3 separate regions of the Homo sapiens genome follow, and all the other regions are linked to region 3. The links are chromatin contacts, found by Hi-C or POLR2A ChIA-PET in ENCODE. All regions are on one chromosome and are shown on one strand. The core of a region is the stretch at or near the end of the contact, and the rest is flanking DNA. Distances in the headings are between cores, read along the strand shown.

Region 1 (2,700 bases), core at 72-2,571, 250 kb after region 3:
TCAAACACTAATAGCTGCTATATGTAAACAGCTGGAGAAAAAAACCAAACTAGAAGAAATGAGTATTTCATGCTGTTTAGAAAAATGAAATAAATATGAAAGTAGTGATATATTAAAATATTTACTGTTTGATACCTCAAGCCTTTTAAGGGCAATATGAAGGAATTTCTAAAAATCAGTTTGCTTTATAACTTCAAAATAAAGTCCATGACTCAATGACAGCAGTTGATAGAGGTCAATTCTGATCAAGTTAAAGATCATATAGTGGGATGAAGTCTCCCAGACCTGGTCCATTACCAAGGCACAAAAGATACAGTTTCTCCAGATGTCAGGGGGGAAAATGACTTGGCACCGCATCACACACTTAAAATCCAATAGGGTTCCTTTAATGCAACACAGCACTGTGCGTCAAAGCATACCCTGGTGTAAAGGCAGTGAAATGGACAGAAACACCATTATTTGTGTTTCATTTCCTGAATGCCTTATAAACATGCACAACAAAATGCTCCTGATCCCCATCAGAGAGGATGAAAACAACCCAAATGTGCCCTTTCCACCTCCTCCCCTGGTATTGGTGCTTGCGCCTCAGCACTGAGGCTTGGAGTTGTCTTCTCAAACCATCATTGTCCGGTGGGAAATTCACCGAGAAAGGAAACGTGGGATAGGAAGTCTGTTACCAAAATAGAAATTAGTATTAAAAAGACCGATCCTACGCTCCCTCCACCCTCTCATACAAGACAAAATAAAAAAAACCTCCGTAAACTTGCCCTACCGTCACGAAGATCACACAAGCTCCGATCAAATGTGCTTCTCGATCATCTTTTAGGCAAGAGAGCGCTTGGGGTGCATTTTCGGCCCCTCATCTCCCACCCCCAGTCAAGCCAGGCCCCTGGACTGACAGGAAAGGCTGGCCGGACGTTGGCTCGGACGGGAAAGGCGGTTATTTTCGCCGAAGCCGCTCACGCTAAGGGTGAAGTAATGTAGGGCCAGAGGTAACACGGCTTAGGCTGTGGGCAAGGCCTCCGAACTGACTAAAGATAGGCAGGACACGGCAGCAGGGGAGGCGGGAGAAGCAGCCGGGCCTAGGCCGCACCAGGCCGCGGAGTGGCCCTACGCTGCTGCTTCCCGACCGAGGCTGCCAGCCAAGCCCCAGAGAAGAAGGTTATCATTACCTGGACGGGTTCCTGCAGCACCGTCATCCTCGAGGCTCAGGCCCACTTTCTGCAGTGCCTCAGGCCCCCCCTGTAGCGGCTCCGGCCCGGCCAGCCCCTGCTCATTTAAACTCACCAGCGACCGTTACCGGGGGATGGGGGAGGCCGAGCGATTGCCGAGTGCTTCCGAGCGGGACACGGGAATACCCGAAGTGGAGAAAGCCGAGCGGGAACCAGACGGAAAAGCCCGAAGGGAGTCGGAAATACCCGAGGTTGGTCGACGAGAGAGAAAACCGTTGCCGGAAATTGTCGAAGATTACCGGAAGCTACCGAGTCTGACCCAAAGCGTAGGTTTCTCTTCTCAGCCACGCCTTCAGCCACGCACACCACGCCCAATCGGCCGTCCCAGGGTTGGGCTACGCCAAATCTGCAACCAGCAGGCTGGGCGTGGCGTGACAGCGCGGGCGGGTAGCGTTACGTGGCGGGGCTGCAGTGTGGATTAGCCCCTCAGCCCTTTTGGATTAATTGGTGTGCTGTAGATTATGAAGCAAAGGGTGAAACAGCAGAGTTTGGGGCTGTCTTTAATGAATCAACAAGTATTTGTCTATTGAGTTTAGATCATTCGTCCATTCCAGAAGTATCTACTCACGGCTCTGGGGGAAAGCTAAAGAAATTTGGAAAGATTGCCACTCCCCAAAGACATAGGATAGCTTCTGTCTTCAAGGAGATTAAGGTCTATTTAAGGGAAAAGCAGTGTAACAGAGAACGCTATATTATATGGTGCCTATTATAAGTAATATAAAAATTCAGAGAGGGCAATTGTGATAAGATAAGGAAAGTTCTATGGAAGGAAAAAAAAGTTTAAAATGGAGTTTGAAGGATGGGTAAAATTAGAGGAAAAAGAAGTATAGGAAAGTGAAGGGAGGAAAAATGGGATCAGTCTGCTAAGAAGGCATTAATTGGAAATAGTTACTTAGGTGAAGAGATCATGGAAAAGCTCAATAGGCCATTAGAAATTTTTATTTTTGATAGGTGAGGCATTCCGCTGTGGTGGGAAGAGTAGGGGGTCGGAAATTCAGAGGCCTGGTTTTGAATTTTATCTTTAGCACTAACTAGTCATAGGTCCTTGGCAAATTACCTCTCTGAACTTATGTTCGCTTAGTTTGAAAAAAAAGGATTAAGAGAATTCGATGTATTATAAATGTGGCCGTGTCTAGCATGCAATGTAGACTCTCTCATATTTCCTTTCTGCTCCCCTTCTCCCCCCAAAAAGAGTGAACCAGGGGACTGTTTAAATTTTGTTTTTCAGCAGATGAGGAAACAGTTTTTGAAAGTTACTTTTCTAGTCAGGAGCTCTCTAGGCTAGATGTGAGAATCATGATATATTCCATTGCTTGGAAATTTCCCTTTGGGTGATGTTAGAGGGAGATATTTTTTCTTTCATTTTTAAAAACAAGGCTGACAGAGCTACACTGCATCCTTCTCCACCGCCTTGTCTTGTCACTGTATATATACTTATAGCCCCTAAAGGGCAGGTGCTAAGATGATT
Region 2 (2,630 bases), core at 131-2,630, 170 kb before region 3:
GGCCGAGCGCGCGTCCGGCCTGTTCTCGCGCGCATCCGCGAACTCCCTGGACACTAACACGCCGAAGTCAGCGTCCTCGCTGCAGCCGCCCCACTTCCAGCCTTCGCCAGGCGGCCCCTTATGATGCGAGTCACAGCCGCAAATGGTGGAGGTGCCCTCGGCGCAGGAGCGGGTGACGGCGAAGGCCACGCCGGCCGAGGCGATGGCGTGAACGAAGGCCGACTCGCGGGTGGCTGCGGGGAGGTCGTGGGGAGGCAGCACTCAGGACCCGGCCTGGGAGCGCCTGCCCTGCCTCCACCTCCCAGGCCAGGACGTGAGGGGAACGAGGCCAGGAAGAGTTGAAGAGCTCACCAGCCCTGAGGCAAGAGGGAGGCAGCTTCCCCACCCTCTTTGGCTGGTTTAGACCCAGTTGGGTATTCCCACTTCACCGATGAGCAAACTGAGGCCCTGGGCTGCTGATTAGCTCAGGACCTCAAATGCCACAGGGCAAAGCAGTGCCTGTTAGAAACAGGCGCCGACACCAAACCTCTGGCAGGTTGCTGCAGAGATAAGGCAGCCACTTCTGTCCTGGTCCCACACCCCCTGCCCTCCACCTTCCCAAAGTCCAGAGACCACCCTGCACAGGCCTGAGCCCTCCCACGCCTGAGTGAGATCCAGGTCTGTAAGGAGGGAGGCCTGGGAATCTACAGCCTAAACCTGCCCAGGCCCACCCCTTCCGCACGTGGATGCATAGGGACGGCCCCTCTCCTTTTCTCGGTCTCAGTCGCCCTTTTTGTAAAATGGACACGGCTTCCCTCCGCTCCTAGAGCCCCTCACCAGGAGGGCAGTGGCCCGTGCCTCAGTCTCCCCATCCCCATTCTCCTGCCCTCACGCCCAGGCACGGCCAACTCCCTCCCAGAAGGGTAGGGACACCGGGCAGTTCCCCTGGTTCTGTCCCAGGGTCCAGCGCAGGGAAAGGAGAGACTCTCAAGGGTGTGCTCCAGCCTCCTCACAACGGTCATCGTCTCTGCATGTGCTTCATTCACATGGAAAGTTTTACTCATTTTATAGATGTGGACATTGACGATTAGGGAGGCCAAGGCCTGCAAGACCTGCAGCCCAACCATCTCTCTCCTCATGGCAGGACCCGGGAGCCGGAGGTGACTCGCCACCTGACACAGGCTGTGAAACGCCGGGCCGGCCTAGTCGGCAAAATTGGTCATAAATGTGACCAAATTTATTTAGAAGCCAGGCGCCCGCCTCCCCTCCTGGGCTGTGGGCCGAGTGCTGCAAGAAGGAAGCCCGGGACCCCTCTTGGCTCCCGCGGCCGCTCTCCGCGGCCCCCACGCCCTCCTGCGCCACCTACAGAGGGGCCCGTCCCACTTCCAACGACGGGAGGGCGAAGAGTGCAGAGCTGGTCCCGCCCGCGCCCCGCGCCTGCGCTGCCAGGGCCGACCGAGGACGGCGGCAAGGGGGCCCGACGTCCCGCGTCCAGTTGTGCTCCCGGCCTCGGGGTCCCAGCCGCGCCGCTCACTCGCCCCAATCCTAGACGCCCCAGCCCTGGGGGCGCCTCGGGGAAGAGGGGCCGAGGGCGGGTTCACAGGGCGGGCGCCCCTCGTTTCCGGCCGGCCTGCGGCCTCTCGCGGCGGCAGCGGCGCCCGGGCCCCGGGCCGCGCTGGGTTCCCAGCCCCGGGAACGCGGGGGCGGCGGGGGCGGGGCGGGGATTAGCCTGGGAGCGGCGCTGACAGCCCCGCTGTGCCTTCCCCGTCCGGCGGGGCCCGCTGGGCCGCTCAATCCGCCTTTGTTCGCGCGGTGTCACACCGCATTACCCGCATAATGCGGCCGCCGGGCCCGGGCCGCCGGGCCGGCCGCCACCGCGTAGCAACGGGCGGCTCCCGCGGCCGGGCCGCGCCCCCGGCCCCGGCGCCGGGCCGCGAAATCCCCATTGAAGCGGCGCCCCCCGCCCCCGCGCCGCGCCGCGCCGCGCCGCGCCGAATGGCCAGAGGGCGTGTGAATGGCGCGGCGGCCGCGCGGTGGGGGGGCGGTGCTCGGGCGCTTTTCAGGCCGCCCAGGCCCCTCCGGCGCCCGCCCCCGCCCCTGCCCCCGCCCCCGCCTGGGGAAGCGCCTCGGGCCCGCCGCGCCGCCGCCGCGCCTCGCCCCTTCCGGCCGCCGACCCCGCCGCCCCCAGACTCGCGGAAGACGCGCGCCCCGGGCTGCCCGACCCGCTGCGCCCCGGGTCTCAAAGCGCGGGGCAGAGATTAACCCTTGGCCGCCCACGCGGCGGTGGTGTGGGGACTCGCCGGGGGCGGGGTGCAAACGTGGGGCCGGAGCTGGGCGCGAACCTGGGTTCAAGGTCCGGGCTCTGGGCACCGACCGGGGCGCGTATGCGCTCGCGGCGTCTTCCGGGATGCTCTCCTCGCCGCCGCCAGCAAATTCCCAAACTCTCGGGCACACATCGCCCCTCCCCCCGCAACCCAAACCTGTCCTCGGGCCATCTAGGGACCGGGGCGTGTGCCAGAACCTACGGTGGTGACTTAAAACGTTCAACGCGGAGTGAATGGGTAGCGCTCCCAGAGCCGCTTTCCCCTGGCTCTTGGCCGGAGACGGGAAGAGCGATCAGAGGTGACTCGCTTTTGGGGAGCGCGTCTAGA
Region 3 (2,700 bases), core at 137-2,636:
CCAATTACAGTCTCAGCTCTAGTTTTAGTATCTCTAATTCTTTGGTTCCCTTCTCTTCCCTGAAATATATTAGCACCTGCCAGCCAGGCCCTCATTTTGCCCAGCCAGTGTGGGCAGATCCCACCGTGGAGACATCTGTAGTGTGTATGTCCTTGTAACACTCTGTTTTCAGGGACTACAACCTTTTTCCTTCTGTGACCAGCCCCGGATTCAGGCTGTACTAATACCAGGTATATTGTGGAATTTAGTATAAAGGCCAATCTGTCCTGAAGTCCATCTAATGTGGTGAATCACTGAAAGTCTCAGAAAGACCTGGTTAGTGTATGTTCTCATTTACCACAGGCCTACCAGCCCTGGGCACAGCAGCTTCATGGCAAGACATAAAATGACACTCAAAATCCTTCAGATCTGGAAACCGGCTCAGTATTAACCCTACCTTTGGTTGTCCTGCCCTACCTGCTCTGTTAGTTTCTTGTTGCTTGAACTGTCTTCTGTCTTATTTCCCTTCCTTTCTGTGTTCCTCTTCACCTCTCTTGTTCCCCTCCCCGCTGCTCTGTAGTCATGTTGGTCCTTTCAGGCACCTCTGTGGCATAGCTCCCCTTTGGTAAGTTTTCTTAATTGTCATAGATTAACTGAGTTTCCTGGATGCTAATTTCACACTTTCGGTTGGAGGAGATCTCCATTGTTCCTACCCCTCCGGGCCAAATGGGCCCCAGGTTTCCAAGGAAGGAGCAATCTGTGACTCCTAAAATGGGTTGGGGCCCTGCCAGAGTTAAAGCAGTGACTGGAGGGTGGACTGGGGGGTTGCAGCATCTTTAGACCTAGATCTGTCTAACTCTGGGGAGGCACATTGACATTTCCATTACACACAGCACTGCTGCGGTGCCAGGGACCTAGCGCAGGACTTTTGGTAATCCATAAAATGGATTCTGAGACTGCGACGGCAAGGCTGTCCTGTCCCCCAGGCACCCAAGGATCCTGCCAGACAGCACACTTTGGAGGAAGGTCTGCAGGGAGCAGCTGAGCCATTTGTTCTTGAACTCTGGGAGGCAGAAGTCCCCGCACCCATCATGCGTGGACTGATAGGACATCTTTTCGTGGTGTGCACCAGTGCTTTCCACACTTGACAGTGGTTGGCTTTGATGAACCCTCATGCTGCACCTTCAGAGCCAGTCCTCTAGTTTGGAATAAAAATTGCAGAGGTGGTTTTTGGGTCTTTACCACCTGCGGCTGGTGGACAGCAGCCAGTGTGTCTGGACACCCAGGGGCATTGAGACTGCATGTTGTCACATGACCACTTCTCTTCACACATCTGCTTTCAGTGCCTGGTGAAAAATAGACCTTGGCCTAACAGTGTGACTCTCTCCACCGCCTCAGTGTAGGGAAGGGTCCAGGCCAGGGAAGGAGCACCCTCTAGTGGAGGCGGGGGTGAATTCTTAGGTCGAGCTGATGCAAGAAACTCCGGTAGCCAGCCTCTGTGACCTTGTACATGAGTTTGGTGTGCCTATTGTGATTTAAAACAGGTGGGTTATCAAGAGGAACTTGAGATCTCTTTATTACATGGACATTTACTTCAGGGGGACCACTGTAAGAAAAGCCAAACTCCAAGACCAAGTAAGTTAGAGGAGTCTTGATTTTTTAGACTTCACTGCGGAGTTCTGTACACCCTTTGCCCTGATGAATTTGAATGGGTTTGATTTGCAAATTTGGATTTACACCCATTGTTTTGGAAGCACATCAGCTGAATAAAGTTGAGGTTTATTTTATTTAGAAAATCACATTTTGTAAAAGAATTCGATATTCATTTTTATAACTAATGGCCCCCTTTTTTTATGTTTCTAGGCCAGAGATTCTCAAACACTGCTCCATGGCCAGGGGCTGGGCTGGCTGCTTCAGAAGCAGTGGGGAAGCTTTTTAAAATTACATATTCCTGGGGCCTACCCCAGATCTGAATTAGAACCTTTTTTAAATCTCTAAGGTGATTTTATTTTATTTTTTATTTTTGAGACAGTCTCGCTCTGTCACCCAGGCTGGAGTGCAGTGGCGCAATCTTGGCTCACTGCATCCTCTGCCTCCTGGGTTCAGGTGATCCTCATACCTCAGCCTCCTGAGTAGCTGGAACTACAAGTGTGTGCCACCATGTCTGGCTAATTTTTTTTTTTTTTTTGTATTTTTTAGTAGAGACAGGGTTTTACTATGTTGACCAGATTGGTCTTAAACTCCTGGCCTCAAGTGATCTGCCTGCTTCGGCCTCCCAAAGTTCTAGGGTTACAGGTGTTAGCCACTGTACCTGGCCTCTAAGGTGATTCTGATGTGTGTATTTTGGAACCACTGTCTCCTAGACAGAAAGCTTCTGTCTCAAAGATGATCACATTGGTGTAAAGAGCAAAACTTGTTAAGTCCAAAATAAATTCTTACTGTTTATATCCTACCTTAGTCCAAAAAAGATTTGAGGAGACTTTGAGGAAATAACTGAAACAGATACAAAGAAGTGAGGCACAAGAACAAATCAAGTCAGTGTAGAATGTCGACATCAGGACAAGGAACTCAAACGTTGTAACACCCTAAGAAATGTTTGGGGAACCCTAATTTGACTTTCAGCTCCAGTAGCCAAAGCAAAGAAAGAAACGTCATCTGTTACTGTCTCAACCGGGGGGTGACATTTTCTCAAGGGAAAGCCTAGGCCCTTCATAAACAGCT

Evidence for each region. Hi-C counts contacts between places; a loop is a spot of excess contacts on that map. ChIA-PET counts read pairs that join two places held with the same protein, here RNA polymerase II (POLR2A). Pooled maps may share reads with other maps.
Region 1: a pooled map shows a loop between it and region 3 (4-fold over the local background). The contact joins the promoter of CDC27 here to the enhancer-like site in region 3. A Hi-C loop is called at or near these places in 4 of 50 pooled maps. POLR2A ChIA-PET finds 5 or more read pairs at or near these places in 3 of 52 experiments (GM12878, H1 and activated T-cell).
Region 2: a pooled map shows a loop between it and region 3 (3-fold over the local background). The contact joins two enhancer-like sites. A Hi-C loop is called at or near these places in 1 of 168 maps with a recorded cell type or tissue (PC-9), 1 of 37 single-sample maps with no recorded cell type and 3 of 50 pooled maps. POLR2A ChIA-PET finds 5 or more read pairs at or near these places in 2 of 52 experiments (PC-9 and RWPE1).

The regions. Positions count from the first base shown.
Region 1 is chr17:47,187,974-47,190,673 of GRCh38, forward strand. It overlaps CDC27 (cell division cycle 27), which reads right to left and starts at 1,322. Exons shown (of 19, transcript NM_001256.6): 1 at 1,173-1,322. The coding sequence starts at 1,199. It also overlaps a transcript of MYL4 not described here. RefSeq lists a silencer at 847-896 and enhancers at 930-1,526, 1,057-1,246.
Region 2 is chr17:46,769,816-46,772,445 of GRCh38, forward strand. WNT3 (Wnt family member 3) reads right to left here. Exons shown (of 5, transcript NM_030753.5): 3 at 1-233. It also overlaps a transcript of LRRC37A2 not described here. Among named protein-coding and RNA genes, the nearest start is that of WNT3, 48 kb to the right of the region's middle. RefSeq lists an enhancer at 2,188-2,630. Within about 2 kb of position 1,381, at least 15 of the 41 ENCODE cell types and tissues checked have a DNase peak (open chromatin) inside an H3K27ac peak, as active enhancers do.
Region 3 is chr17:46,939,590-46,942,289 of GRCh38, forward strand. GOSR2 (golgi SNAP receptor complex member 2) reads left to right here. Exons shown (of 6, transcript NM_004287.5): 6 at 1-2,431. It also overlaps a transcript of LRRC37A2 not described here. Among named protein-coding and RNA genes, the nearest start is that of GOSR2, 18 kb to the left of the region's middle. Within about 2 kb of position 1,387, at least 2 of the 41 ENCODE cell types and tissues checked have a DNase peak (open chromatin) inside an H3K27ac peak, as active enhancers do.